Regions from separate parts of the Homo sapiens genome. Here region 2 is linked to region 1. Evidence: read pairs that join two places in POLR2A ChIA-PET (ENCODE). Cell type or tissue: PC-3. All regions are shown on one strand. Each heading gives the region's core, and the rest is flanking DNA. Links, peaks and the distances in the headings are about the cores only. Region 1 has its middle 39 kb from the start of NEUROD1. Region 2 has its middle 7.8 kb from the start of PPP1R1C.

What was found. ChIA-PET counts read pairs that join two places held together with the same protein. Peaks named below come from ENCODE experiments on the same cell type or tissue, not always from the same donor. Only the 100,000 strongest peaks of a DNase experiment are listed, where the experiment ranks them.
Region 2: POLR2A ChIA-PET joins it to region 1 with 7 read pairs; 2 of 35 experiments call an interaction of 5 or more read pairs at or near these places.

The regions. Positions count from the first base shown.
Region 1 is chr2:181,716,206-181,723,459 of GRCh38, reverse strand. No RefSeq gene overlaps it. Among named protein-coding and RNA genes, the nearest start is that of NEUROD1, 39 kb to the right of the region's middle. In PC-3, for the core only: no CTCF peak of the experiment used is centred there; no DNase peak of the experiment used is centred there.
Region 2 is chr2:181,974,421-181,981,674 of GRCh38, reverse strand. It overlaps a transcript of PPP1R1C not described here. Among named protein-coding and RNA genes, the nearest start is that of PPP1R1C, 7.8 kb to the left of the region's middle. In PC-3, for the core only: no CTCF peak of the experiment used is centred there; a DNase peak (open chromatin) is centred at 3,814.

The DNA.
Region 1 (7,254 bases), core at 1,962-5,961:
GTAATAATTAACCAATACAGCTTAGAAATCAACATTTGCAGAGAGACATATAGGAGCATCAGATGGTTATACACAAGGATTTCTGAATAGAGGAATGATTAGAAGTTACAAGAAGCAGTAGAGTCTCATGGCTTTGGGAACAAAACCTGTGTTTGCATTTCTATTCCACTTCTTTTTTTTTTTTTTTTTTTTTTGAGACGGAGTTTCACTCAGTTGCCAGGCTGGAGTGCAGTGGCCCCATCTCGGCTTACTGCAGCCTCTGCCTCCCAAGTTCAAGCAATTCTCCTGTCTTAGCCTCCTGAGTAGCTGGGACTACAGGAGCACGCTGCCACACCTGGCTAATTTTTTTGTATTTTTAGTAGAGATGGGGTTTCACCATGTTGGCCAGGATGGTCTCGATCTCCTGACCTGGTGATCTGCCTGCCTCAGCCTCCCAAAGTGCTGGGATTACAGGTGTGAGTCACCGCGCCCAGCCTGTATTCCACCTTGTACTGTCTCTATGATCTTGGGCAAGGCAGTACATTTCTTGGATGTTGACTTTCTTGGGATTCAGTATAAAATAGAAATTCAGTATATAAAATAGAAATAATCACTCCTACTTCATTAAGGTATAGCAACAGTAAGTAAATTAGATAAATGTATAAAGCTCTTAGCACAGTGCCTCATCCAGATTAAGAATTAACTGCTAGTTTTTGTTCTTGTAATCATCAAAGAGCTTTCCGAAGAAATTGAATTTTGATTTGCATAAAAATTAATTCATAGATCTTTATTCTGTAGTAATGAGATATATTGAGTTCAGTTGTTCCTGAATCTCCAGCTACAATTCAGTTTTCTCTTGTTCCTAGTTAGATTACAAATTTGTATTATGGTCCCTATTTTAAAAGGTAATATAGTAACTTTATACAAAAGTGTCTGGGGCAGAGGCTAGGATCCGTTTCAAAACTCATGTCTTTTCCTCTTGGGCACACAATTAGATGTTGTAAGGTCATAGATTCTGACTAGTGGAATGCTAGTCTAACTCACTGTTAGAGAAATTCTATTTCTAACTCTATTTCCATTTAGAAATAGAAACTTGCTCTGTGCCTCCTTCTTAACTGCCATTTCCACTCATTTTCAGATATATGACCTAACATGCATAGCAGGAACTCTGGACATAGGTGATGTTTAAGTCTCTGTAAAATGGTGGATCACTTATAAATGCTTAAAAATAATGATAATTTACAACTATTAATAGGTAGTATTTATTGACTATTTAATTATGCCCAAGGCACCATATATTCGATGTCAATTAAACTGTATAGTCATCATAATAAATCTATGCAGTAGGAATCATTTTTACCTCCATTGTACAGATGAGAAAACCAAGACTCAGAGTCTTTAGCAATTTGCCAGAATTACACATCTGGTTCATGGAAGAGCTGGAAAATGTGAAACCAGAGCCTGTACTCTTACCCATGCCCTCCATGAGTTCTCAACATGTGGTCATAGACATTATGTCCTTTTAAGGTATATCACATGAATGTATACTGGAAATATATGGGTTGTGAAAAAAGAATATATCAAAATGCTTGTTCATGAGATAGACCAAATGTCACTGGCGTATCCAATTGCATGGTAGTTATTAGCCTAGGCCATTAGTTGCATTAGTTCCCATGTTCTTTTTGACAGGAATTTTTGTTTGGTCATAATGTAACATCCTCTTGTCTATGGGGTCAGATGCTCTGCTTCCATGTAGTTAATCAATGCTGGTGATCAGTTTGCCTTTTCAATATGACTGATTACCTTAATCCTGACTCCAGTGATGACAGCATTCTATGGCTTTTCAGCTGGGAGCCTCTTTGCAATACTAGCTATTTCACAGTCACGATTTTACTTATAACTTGGAAAAAAAACACTCAGAAAACCTCATCATCATGAAGGCTAGCATGCATCAAACATTTATAATGTGCCAGGCATTATGCTAATTACTTAATGTTTATTTCATTTAATCCTCTCAGCAACCCAAAATAATTGGAATCATTTTACCCAGACTTTCAAAAAAGAGAAAATTGAGACAAAGATATTAAGTAATTTACCAAGTTTACACAGCAGAGAGGTGACGTAGCTGAGCTTTGAACCCAGAGTCTGCCTTTCTAACCAATAGAATGTCTCAAGGCACAATCTCCAGGCACTTGATCTCCAGATGGCACCTGGAATGGTGGATACTGACCCAGAGAACATTTTGCATCAAGCTCCAAATTCATCTTAGTCTTTGCTGTTTGCCACTGGGCAGCATTCCTGAGTTATACTGGCAGTGTGAAGCCCTAAATTTGATGGCAGGCAGTTAAAAGTATGTAACTGAAATTAATGCACATACATTTTAAGGGATGTTAATATTATTGTAGTTTTCTTCAAAAGACAAATACCTTAAGGGCACTAAACTGAGTTGGGTACATATGAATTGATCTTTATACTGCCTCCCTACAAACATACACCTAGGAAACAACTTCTCCCAAAATATTAATACCACTTGCTAACAAACTTCTTTGATCTGAGATACAAGCACTCAAACTCCTGAGAATGAACATGCCATTCATGGATGCTTTTTCTACATATATATTCTAAGAAACAGCATTATATTTGGCCAAAGAGGAGGCCCCCTAAATGGGGAAGAAGTGTGTTATATTTTTCAGGCTTTTTTTTTTTTTTTTGAGACAGAGTCTCACTCTGTCATCCAGGATGGACTACAATGGTGTGATCTAGGCTCACTGCAACCTCTGCCTCCCGAGTTCAAGTGATTCTCCTGCCTCAGTCTCCTGAGTAGCTGGGATTATAGGCGCCTGCCACCACACCCAGCTAATTTTTGTAATTTTAGTAGAGACAGGGTTTCACCATGTTGGTCAGGCAGGTCTCGAACTCCTGACCTTGTGATCCACCCACCTTAGCCCCCTAAAGTGTGGGGATTACAGGCATAAGCCACCACACCTGGCCATTCTTTAGGCTTTTTAGGACCTAAAAAGAACATGTACCAAAATCTCAAAAAAAAAAAAAACCGATATATGTATACAAATATACTTAAATTATACATATATATATACTTACATATACTTAAATTTTATATATAAATAAAATTTATGTAGGCCAGTGTGCATTTATTTCTTTCTAATAGAGACATAGAACTTTGTCTTTGGCCTAAGTATTCAGCCAACATCTATGCTTTCATTTGTCTTTGATCTAGGATTTTGGAAGATCATGAATAACCAACTTCACTGTCATTTCTGGCATCCCAGGACTTATATGTGACCAGTGAGATTATTTGGAAATTACCATCATATCTAATTGGCTTAAGAAAACCAATAACATAAACAAAGCATATAATTTGAAACATCGTTCATATCTGAATATTCACTTTCAAATGTAGGCAATCATTCTAATCGCAATCTGGAGTCTAGACCTCCTTATGATTTTTGTTATTGTTTTTGTTGCTATCTTCTCATTCAATTGAAAAACTGATGCACAGTTGTTTTGCCTTAATGCAACAAATGTATTTCTTTAAAAAGAAGTGAACTCAAGTCTACAAGATTATACACTAAAAACAATAGATGCAAAATAGTATCAGGGTGAAGTCACTCTAATTGTATGCAATTCCACTCAAAACATACAAACTTTATAATTAATGTGCTAACAAAAATGATAATCCTAGTAAAAATGCCAGCACAGCTATTGAAAAGTTAAATGACTAATAAATAAAGAAATACTACTGTATAAATAGGACTTCGCAAAGAATAACAACAAAACCCTAAAACTAATCTGTGGAAGGGAATACGATGAAGGATTGGGGCTGCTGAGTTATGGAGATGAGGGCAAAGTACACAAAGATCAGGGAGAACCATGCCATAAGTACCTCCAGGAAAGAGCATGTTGCCAGGGAGCCAAGAGGAGCATGGTGAATGAATGGCACAGTGCAACCCAGCTCAAGACATTCAGCTGGGTTAGTGCACTTTGCATTCAGATGCCATTACACACTGGTACAAAACATTAATATGCTGGAAAATATTCCATGTAAACCAATGTGATCCCCAAGATAACACCATCCTCTGATCCTAGTGCATATGAGCTGATTCACAGTGCAGAAACACATATTATAGTAGAACAAACTGTAGGCGTAAAATATGGCAATAATGATGATTCTGAAAGCTATTAATTAGGTACAAAAACAATTATTAAAGACTTTCAAATAGTTACAGTGGAAACTAGATTACAATTAATATGACTTTTAAGAGAGAATGTAAATCTAGTAAACAGTTAAAATTGTAAAGTATGCTATATATAGATTTTGAGTCGACAAATATTTATAGAAATTTGTATAATAATATGAGATATAATTAGTGAGATTGTGAAGAAAAGATTATAAAGAAAAATCCTGTATCTCAAAATATCTTTCTCCTCCATCAACAGTAATCAATCCAAAGTGATCCTTTACTTAGAATCATCAATATGCAGTAGAGCTGCTGAGATATTATTGTTCCTACAGTATTATGTCAAACTTTAGAAATTTGACTACTAAAATTGTTATCATAGATTTTATAATAAATGTAGATAAGATTTCATATTTATTCCCATGTCCCAAAGTTTCTATTAGAATAGTGATATTTGGTTGTGACCTCAGCTCAATTTCCATTTAATGTTGTTAAAAGCAGCTTAAGACTGGTTGCGGTGGTTCATGCCCATAATCTCAGCGCTTTGGGAGGTCAATGCCAGGGGATCACTTGAGCCCAGGAGTTTGAGACCAGCCTGGGCAACATAGTGATACCTCATCTCTACAAATAATAATAAAAAAAATTAGCCAGGCGTAATGATGTCCACCTGTGGTCTCAACTACTCAGGAGGCTTAGGTGAAAGGATCACTTGAGCCCAAGTGGTCGAGGCTGCAGTGAACTGTGATTGAGCCACTGCACTCCAGCTTGGACAATAGAGTGAGACTCCATCTCAAAAAAAAAAAATCAGCTTAATATTGATTTTAACACTCATTAATATAACTTATTTACCTCTATCCTTTATTTTAAAAATTATTAAGATGACTTGTGAATAATGAAACATAGTTTTAAATACTCTAAAGCTATATTGTCTAATATGGTAGCCACTAGCCACAGGTGATTTAAATTAATTGAAATTAAATAAAAGTGAAAATGCAGTTCCTCAGTCACACCTACCACATTCATGGGCTCAAGTTACTTGTGGCTACTATACTATACAGTGAAGATATAGAATATTTCTATTATCACAGAAAGTTGAACCATTAAACAATAGTTCTACTGACCTATAGTTCTGCCTCATTTCTGAAAAAGCGCAATGATTCATGAGTCAAAGTTGCCACTAGACAGCATTAGCATACATTTAAGAACCACCAATCCACACATCTTTTTATTTCCTGCCTCTACAGTGTTGTTGAAAAATCCTTCTCTCTTGGTTTTGCCTTGGGTGGTAGGGAAAGAGGGAGCCCACCCAGGAACCCGCGGACGAATGGGCCAATCTTTGCAGATGCTGTCAACACCCTGCCCAGTCCCTGGCTCTTTTGACCTCAGTGTGCACCAGCCACTTTCCAACTGCCAGTATCTCCATTTCTTTGACCAAGACCTTTTTCAGAAGCTGCTGCGAGATACATTCTGCCCATACACCTGGCAGGACAAAAGTGCCTGGGAGTTGACACCCAGTAAAAGAAGCCTTCTACTATTGATGAATGGAAGTTGGTGTAAAAATACTCTAGCTCCCCGCTGCCTCAAGTAGAAAAATCTCTGAGTTGTGTGTTTTGCAGCATTTTCCAGAGTGGCCTGTCATGGTAGTCGACTTAACAGTGCACCCTATATTGGCGATTTTGCCTTTCCTATGTCACTTTTTCTCACCTCATCTGTTTATTTGCATCTCCAAATAAACCCCTTGTGTGCAAGTCCTTGCCTAAGGATCTGCTTTTGAGAAAACCTAAACTTAAGACAAAATCCAAATTAAGGGGATGGGGGAGAATTAGAAAGAAGAGGGGCTTATAAGAATAAAGAGAATGAACATTTACAGTGTATATCATTAGATTGCAAACTTCTTCAGAGCAAGAACTGTGTCTCAATTTTCTATTCCTAATGTGTAGCACACACAAGGCCCTCAGTGAGTATTAAAGCGTACAGTGTTTCACACACGTGATTTCTCTGATACCCCAACAATCCTATTTGGTGGCTATTACAGCCATTTTTCAGCTGAGTAAATTAAAGTTCAGATAATTTAAATGAATTGCCCAGAGTCATATAGTCAGTGACAGTGTTCAGCCTGGAACCAGGGTTTCAGACTCTAAGCCGTATGCTTGTCCCTGTTGCTGGTGCCACCCACTTGCTGGTCATCCCATTGACTTGCCTGCGGGCCTGTTAGCTGGCCTCAGCTTCAGGAGACCATTGCAGCACCATGTTCTGTGCACCCACCTCTGCCTGAATGAACAGAGTGAAATATGTCATTTATTTCTGCTTCTGCTGTGTTGTAAGTGTGTTTTCAACATTATTTTCAGAGACCATGGCTCTTTATCTCTAGGCTTGATCCTAAAAACAATTGTGAAGAGGACAATGGTAAATTCCCGGATTCCTCCAGGCTCATCTGTGGCAGTGCCAGTCTCTCCCACACTCACCCTCTGAAGTCTCAAGGACCTGTGTTGTCACATGTGGCCCAAGCAGTTCCAAGACTCTCGAACCATTAAAAAGAACTTCTGCACTCCAGAGAATCATTCCGGGTTCTGCCCTCTGCCTTCAGTTCCAAATCTTTTGCTCTCTGAATCTTCTACTGAATTATTGGCTTGATTCTTGATTGGAGGTTTATTTCAGGTCTGTGCCATAAGGATATTTTCAATTTAAGGGTAGTTTGAGGTTTCTATCAAGCTTGTCGGGTTTAGAGGGTGAATGCCTGAGTTAGAATTCATTTCTATAAGTTTACTTTAAAGGAGAGTGTAAGACCTTGGGCAAATTATTTCATTCTCTGTTTTTGTTTCCTGATCTGTAAAATACAGATATTAAAAATACTCATTCATTTAAAAAGTGTCCATAGGTTGTTATGAGGATTACGTGAAATAACCCATGTAAAGCACCTGGTCTGTTGTAAACACGTAATTACTATAAGATACTATACCTTCTGTGTATACCCTCTTTCTGCCCACCTGTCATAAGCCCCATTCAGACTCTAGGAAACCCAAACCCATCATTGATGGGGCGGCCAGGGCCTCAGTTTATACAGAAATGGAATTTA
Region 2 (7,254 bases), core at 1,695-5,694, 260 kb before region 1:
TATATTCAATGTAACCTGTTGGAGAACTCCAAAACCTTCATATTAATATTAAATTATTACTGAACCATTGATACCTAATTGAGGCAAAGAGGCCTATCTATAAAATGTGGTCGAATCCCAGTAATATAAGTGAAATGAACCACTCTTTCCAAGTGCTCATTTAAATTAAATTTCCCCCATGGAAATTATTAGCCATATTTTAACTCTTTCAGAATGTCCTATAAGTTCAACCATGCAATTTTAAATATGATATTTTTTCAGATCTACAGCTATAAGAAGCCTTACCAGACTAAGCTCACTATATTGCAATCTCATATTAAAATCTGAATTCCCACAGCACTTAAGTATAAAATACTTGCAATCTCTATCAGGCTTAAAGGCAAACATCAATGATTCATTCATTCCACATTTATTTAGTGCCTACTGTGTTCTTTAAAACTTCTCCTTGGCCGGGCACGGTGGCTCACGCCTGTAATCCCAGCACTTTGGGAGGCCGAGGCGGGCGGATCACGAGGTCAGGAGATCGAGACCATCCCGGCTAAAACGGTGAAACCCCGTCTCTACTAAAAATACAAAAAATTAGCCGGGCGTAGTGGCGGGCGCCTGTAGTCCCAGCTACTTGGGAGGCTGAGGCAGGAGAATGGCGTGAACCCGGGAGGCGGAGCTTGCAGTGAGCCGAGATCCCGCCACTGCACTCCAGCCTGGGCGACAGAGCGAGACTCCGTCTCAAAAAAAAAAAAAAAAAAACTTCTCCTTATTTGTTTTGTGATTGCATGTTCTCATCTTCACTAACTCTAACAATTTTGACTTACTCTAGAATCCTCATATCAATCAGTAGAGTGTATATGAGTGCTGAATTGAACTGAAGAATTATTAGTGTGTTACATACTCAGTATTTTTTTTCTCTAACCATGCAGACACTATTTTTTAATGTATAATTTTCCTGAGTAGTCACTCAATTATGTTTAATCTCTATTCTTGTTGAGGCAGTTTCACTAAAGAAAGCCATAAACCCATGAAGAGTTTGTAGCAAGTCCATATTAGCCATGATGCTATAGCAGTGAGTTGACATCAGAGAGAGGGAGCTACAGAGATTTGTAGAGCCGAGGCACTGTAGGTCTTTACTGATGCCACTTTGGGGAAACAGCTCAATGGACAGCCCAGGAATAGGAGTGTCATGGGGACACAGTCAATCACAGCCCAGTGTGGACAGTCTTAGAAATTTTAGACATTGTAGACTTTTAAACAGGCTTTAGCTCAAGTCCAGCAAAGGCACAGGAATAACGTGAGGAAGACTTGGAATTCGCTCTCACCCCTTGTCTACCTATCTCCCTTTTCATTTGTTTTGGTACCTTTCACTTTTATGGATTTCCATAGCTTAATGTTAGCCTCTCCCTGCTTTTTGTTTTGGAGAGATGATTATTAAATGAAGTTGGACTTGTAATTGCTGAGTATACCTAGAAATATATTCATTTCCAAAATGCTTTCATAAATATTATTTATACATCCAACAAATATTTATTGAGTATCTCATTCTATGACAGACACAGTGATACAAACACAAATACAATAAGATCCCAACCTCTAAAGAACATACAGTTGAGAGAAGAAGGCAGAATCCTATAAAAATAAGCACCATAGAGCTGGTGACGCCATGATCAAAAGGAGTTATAGGAAGTGGAAAGGGGACCTAGGTAGGAGGGTGATGTCTGACTGTGAGCCACAGACATTCTTTTATTTGCCTACAGGTGTTGTTGTTGTTTTTAATTGCTACCATGTTTAAAAATACACAAAAACACACAAAAATAAAGATATTCAGCTTCTCAATAAAATAGAAAGTCTTGCAAAGCTGGGCCCTGATATCCACAAGGTCACAGAGCTGCCCTCTCTATGCAAAGAAGTGATTTTTACATAGAGACAGGCTCCATCGCCTCTAACACTACGTACACTCTATTTACACCCAGTTATCTTCACTCAGTCCCTGACCTAGAGGAAGAAATGACAACATTGCATGCCATGCACATTTCTTTGCAAAAGTAGATACCCCGATACCCCCAACTGAGCCTAGCTTTTGAGTCATTCTTGCCCATGCAAAGAAATGTGGGATTTACTCTGAAGGCAGTGACAGGAACTAAAGAGATTCACATAAGAGAGTATGGCAATTTGATTTAGGTTTTTTAAAGAATGATCACTGTGGTGCCCATGTAGAAGTAGATTGGAATGGGTCAAGACCAGAGACAAGATTATCTGAGGATGTATAAAAATCTACTCAAGAAATGAAAAAAAGCCTCAAATAAAGTAATAGCAGTGAAAATGGAGAGGGAGATGCATAGAATATAGTTATTTAATGAAATTGGATGATAATAACGGAAGAGAGAGTTGGAACAATGATGAACTACGAATTCAGATTTAGCAGCCTAGTATATGGGGTCATATCACTCACTAAATGGTAAAATGTAAGGATAAGATGTAGAACAACAATAAAAATCAATTACTCTAGACTTGGTTTAGTCCAAGTATGTTATCTAGATGGAAATACTCCTTACATTTTCTCATTGTTAAAATTAGTGAATATTAAAATTTAAAATAAGGATAAAACTCTTAACTATTTCATAGAATTGATATAAGGATTCCAAGAGGTAATTCATGAAAACTGTTCAGCACATGGCATAATTGTGACTCAAACAGCTGGAGATGACTTGAATAGCCAGGGATTAGAATGCTCTGGAGGCTTCTTTACTCACATGCCTGACACCTGGGCAAGAATGACTCAAAAGCTAGGCTCAGTTAGGGGTATTGGGGTATCTATTTTTGCAAAAATGGAAGAAACAATCTCTCTCATTCCCCATATTTTTCTGAAATGGCCCTTACTATTCTCCCACCAAGAGTTGTAGTCTAATTCCCTTCAAATCTCGGCTGGCCTAAGTGACTCATATGTAAACTATAGAACACAGAGAAGGTGATGCTTCCTGACTACTGAGGCTGGTTCATAAAAGGCCATGCTCATTCCACTCAGTTCCTGTGTAACACCCCTCCAGTCCCTCCAGCTAGGACTGCTCCCTCTCAGAAAACAGCCACTGCACTGTGAAGAAGGCAAAGCCACATGGAGACCACCTGTGAGTACTCCAGTGGGCACCCTCAACTGAGCCTGACCTGTGAGTCATTTTTGCCCAGGTGTCAGCCATGCGAGTTAAGAAGCTTCCAAAGCATTCTAATCCCTAGCTATTCAAGTCATCTCCAGCTGTTTGAGTCTCTGATCTGATGCCCCAGACATCATGGTGCAAAGAAAAACACTCTGGCATTGCTCTGTCTGCCTACTCTCCAAATGTTCTGTCATGAGGCACATTCAGAACCCAGAAGGTATTCAGTGAAAAGCCCAAGTCGCATGCAGAGGTTTGACTGTGTCCCCACCAAATCTCACTCTGAATTGTGATAATCCCCATGTGTTAAGGGCAGGGCCAGGTGGAGTTAATTGAATCATGGGAGTGGTTTTGCCATACTTTTCTTGTGGTAGTGAATAAGTCTCATAAGATCTGATGGTTTTATAACTGGGACTTCCCCTGCACAAGCCCCCTTGCCTGCCGCCATATAAGACATCCCTTTGTTCTTTCTTTGTCTTCCACCATGATTGTGAGGCCTCCCCAGCCATGTGAAACCATGAGTCCATTAAACCTCTCTGCTTTATAAACCACCCAGTCTCAGGTAGGTCTTTATTAGCAGCATGAAAACAGACTAATACAAGATGTCACATGCTGATTCCTGTCAACAGCCCCAGTGGAGCCCAGACTTTGAGTCATCACAGCTACCCCATGAGACATGTGAGTGAAGAAGCCTCCGGGTAATTCCAGTCCCCAGCCACGTGAGTCAGCTCCAGTTGTGAGAGTTCCAACTGAGGCCCTCAACATAGTGGAGCAGAGACAAGTCATCTTCACTTTGCCTTACCTGGATTCTTGACCTACAGAAACTATGGACATAAAAAATGGTTGCTGGCCTCCAAAGTGCTGGGATTACGGGCATGAGCCACCACACTTTTTAAAGTGTCCTGTTAGGCACTTTAAAAATCATTAGTATTATTCTTACAGTTTTCTATTTTATAACACAGAAGAGTGGTCTGTCTTGAAGGTATACACATAATATATGAGTCCTTGTCAAATAAGCCCTGAAAGACATGGGGATAGATAAATTAATCCAAGCAGTTTGTGGAATGCAAAGATAAGAAAAAAGTGTAGAATTCTGATAAACCCAAATGTTAAGGGGGAAAAGAGGACAAAATGGAAACAAACACACACACACAAAAATACAATCAGAGGAGTAAGAAGACCAGGAAAGAATAACAACATGGAAATAAAGATTGAAGAGAGTTTCTTTAGGAAACATGTGATCAGCATGTCAAAACTACAGAGGATGTAATTACAAACATCTAAAAATTATCCACTGAATTCTAGTAGTTATATTGAGGGAAAGAGTGGGAAATAGGTAGGTGATAAAAAATTAGCCTAGCTTTTTTTTTTTTTTTTTTTTTTTTTTTTTTTTTTTTTTTTTAGATAGATTCTCACTCTGTTGCCCAGGCTGGAGTGCAATGGCACGATCTCAGCTCACTGCAACCTCCACCTGGGTTCAAGTGATTCTCATGCCTCAGCCTCCAGGTAGCTGGGATTACAGGCATGTGTCACCATGCCAAGCTAATTTTTGTATTTTTAGTAGAGACAGGGTCTCGCTATGTTGCCCAGGCTGGTCTTGAACTCCTGGCCTCAAGTGATCCACCTGCCTCAGCATCCCAAAGTGCTGGGATTACAGGCATAAGCCATTGTGCCTGGCCCATAATTTAGGCAAGTTCTTTAAAAAACACCTTGACAGTTAAAAGAAAGCCTCCTTCAAACATGGGACCTTACAGTAGAGAGCAAGAGCAAGAGTGGAGTGGAGCTTTTTAGATTTATTTTATAGATGAACCAGACTTGAATATGTCCTGGGCTGCAAGGAGGTAGCCAGAGGGGAAAGATGTTTAAAATACTCAAGAGACAGAGAGGAGTGAGGAATAGATAGATACAGATATAGATATAGATATAGATATACAGATATATAGATAAAATTTATATTAAGGTGAGGAGAATTACTCAGGATTCCTGAACAGTAGGCCAGTAGCCTTTGTAGGAGATTATAGGTATGATCCTCTTACTCAACGATATAAATAAATAAATGAATAAATAACCCATTTGCAAAATTCTTCACATTTTAAATAGTTTGGTAATACAATGGAAGAAAATAATGTTATAAGATTTTATTTGGTTTGGATTCAGAGTAACTTCTAGAACTCTGTTGTTGGTAGGGTTTCCAAATAATTTTCAAAAATTTCACACAATGTTTAAATAGTATAGCTGTATCTAGTATAATTTCATTATAGATTTGTATCCATATATACACATGCATGTACTCATGCATTAAACACCTACTGACATATACATACACGCTTACTTATACTTTTGTGTGTGATGTGTGAAAAATGTTTGGAAGAATATATTCTGAGATGTTAATGGGGTTGTCTCTGGATGGTGAGTTTATAGGTTATATATTTTCTCTTTATGATTTTCTATGTTATACAATGAGCACATTTGAATTTTTTAATAAAAAATTAAGAGCCAGAATAACAAAGATAATTTTAAATAATATTTTTAAGGTTCTTTTGCATTTTGATGCAGAAAAAGATTTTTCACACCCTCTCTTAAATCAGAGAAATTAAAATAGAGCTCTTTTTCAAAAAAACATGCTTTGTCTTCTAATGAAGGACAAGCTACTTTGGATGAGATCATTATTTCCAAAATCATATTGAATTTACCTCCCTTACTTAATGCAAAAGAACACTGTTCCTAACATTCTTACATTTACCTATAAGAGCAATATTATAGGTACACAGAGGGCCTTTCAATATGCATTGTACTTGACATATGTAATACAATGGAAACGAACTACAATAATAATTGTGCACATGTACCCTAAAACTTAAAGTATTATAATAATAATAAAATAAAAAATAAAAAGAGAAAGAACCAGGAGAGTGTTTTCTTATAGCTTCCTGTTAAATAGCTATTATTTTATTGGTTTAGCTTTGTTAATTCTTTCTTTAAGCTATGGATAACAAGTGCAACATATTCTTATTTTTTTACATAGTTAAAACAGAATAAATGAATGTGTTGTCTGAGAGAGAAAAAAGAGAGAGAATAAACACAGTCGAAGATGAAGCTCCATAAATTTGAATGAACTTCACATTTTCTACTCAGAGGAAATGTTCAAAATATAAATAGTATTATGCACCATCACTGATGTAGGCAAACCATGAACTATATTTTAGCAATAGTTATCAATCAGGGAAGACTTGAAAGAACAAATTCTCTCAAAGTCTTGCCCAGTCTTACCTTTTTAGATGTCTTTCAAAAGAGAATCTTGAAGAGAGAAAACATTCTAAAAAAAAAAAAAAAAAAAAGGCAACAAATAACTACCAGGCTGATGTACTATCTCCAGTTTAGTTCTTCAAAACATTTCATCAGGAACACTGATCTAAATTACCCCCAAAATTTTATATTATAATTTTTCAAAGCAGGGTTTTAAGAGTCCCTTAAGTCAGTGCCTTGTAACCCCATATGATTGATGTCTGACACAATCTTGACAGTCATCAGAATTTTAGTGGACTCCTTTCATTTATTTTGCAGGTATCAGGAAAAGCATTTGGGGTACTGCCTTTATTGAGAGACATTACAAATGATTGAAGACAGGAAAGACTGCACTCCTAATAATGGTGAAGCACTTTAAAATATGTATAACCTTTTAAACGATGTTCAGGTATAGCTAGTGGAAAATCAGGTAGTTCCAGGCAGCTACTGCTGCCTAACTACTCTCACTTTCTCTGGAAACCAGTGAGCATTCTGATTTATAGTTCTCAGGCAAAGGGTGTCTTCCAACCCCAAGTGACTGTCTTCTCCATTTCACACCTTTACACCTGAACATTCTCAAATTGTTTCTGAAAATCACATAGCACAATTGGAAAATCTGAGTTCCTCAATTCCAGGAAGGGTCCACTGTATATAAGGTTGACATGGAGATGCTTCAGATTCATATTTATTCTAGAAGAATCCAATCTCAGAATGGATACCAAATCTTTGTGCAAGGGAGTATGATCACAGTCTTTTCCAATTACAGTTTGTGACAAGACTAGAATATATATATTCTGTGATAATATTAAAGTGCAGTTAAGATACTTTC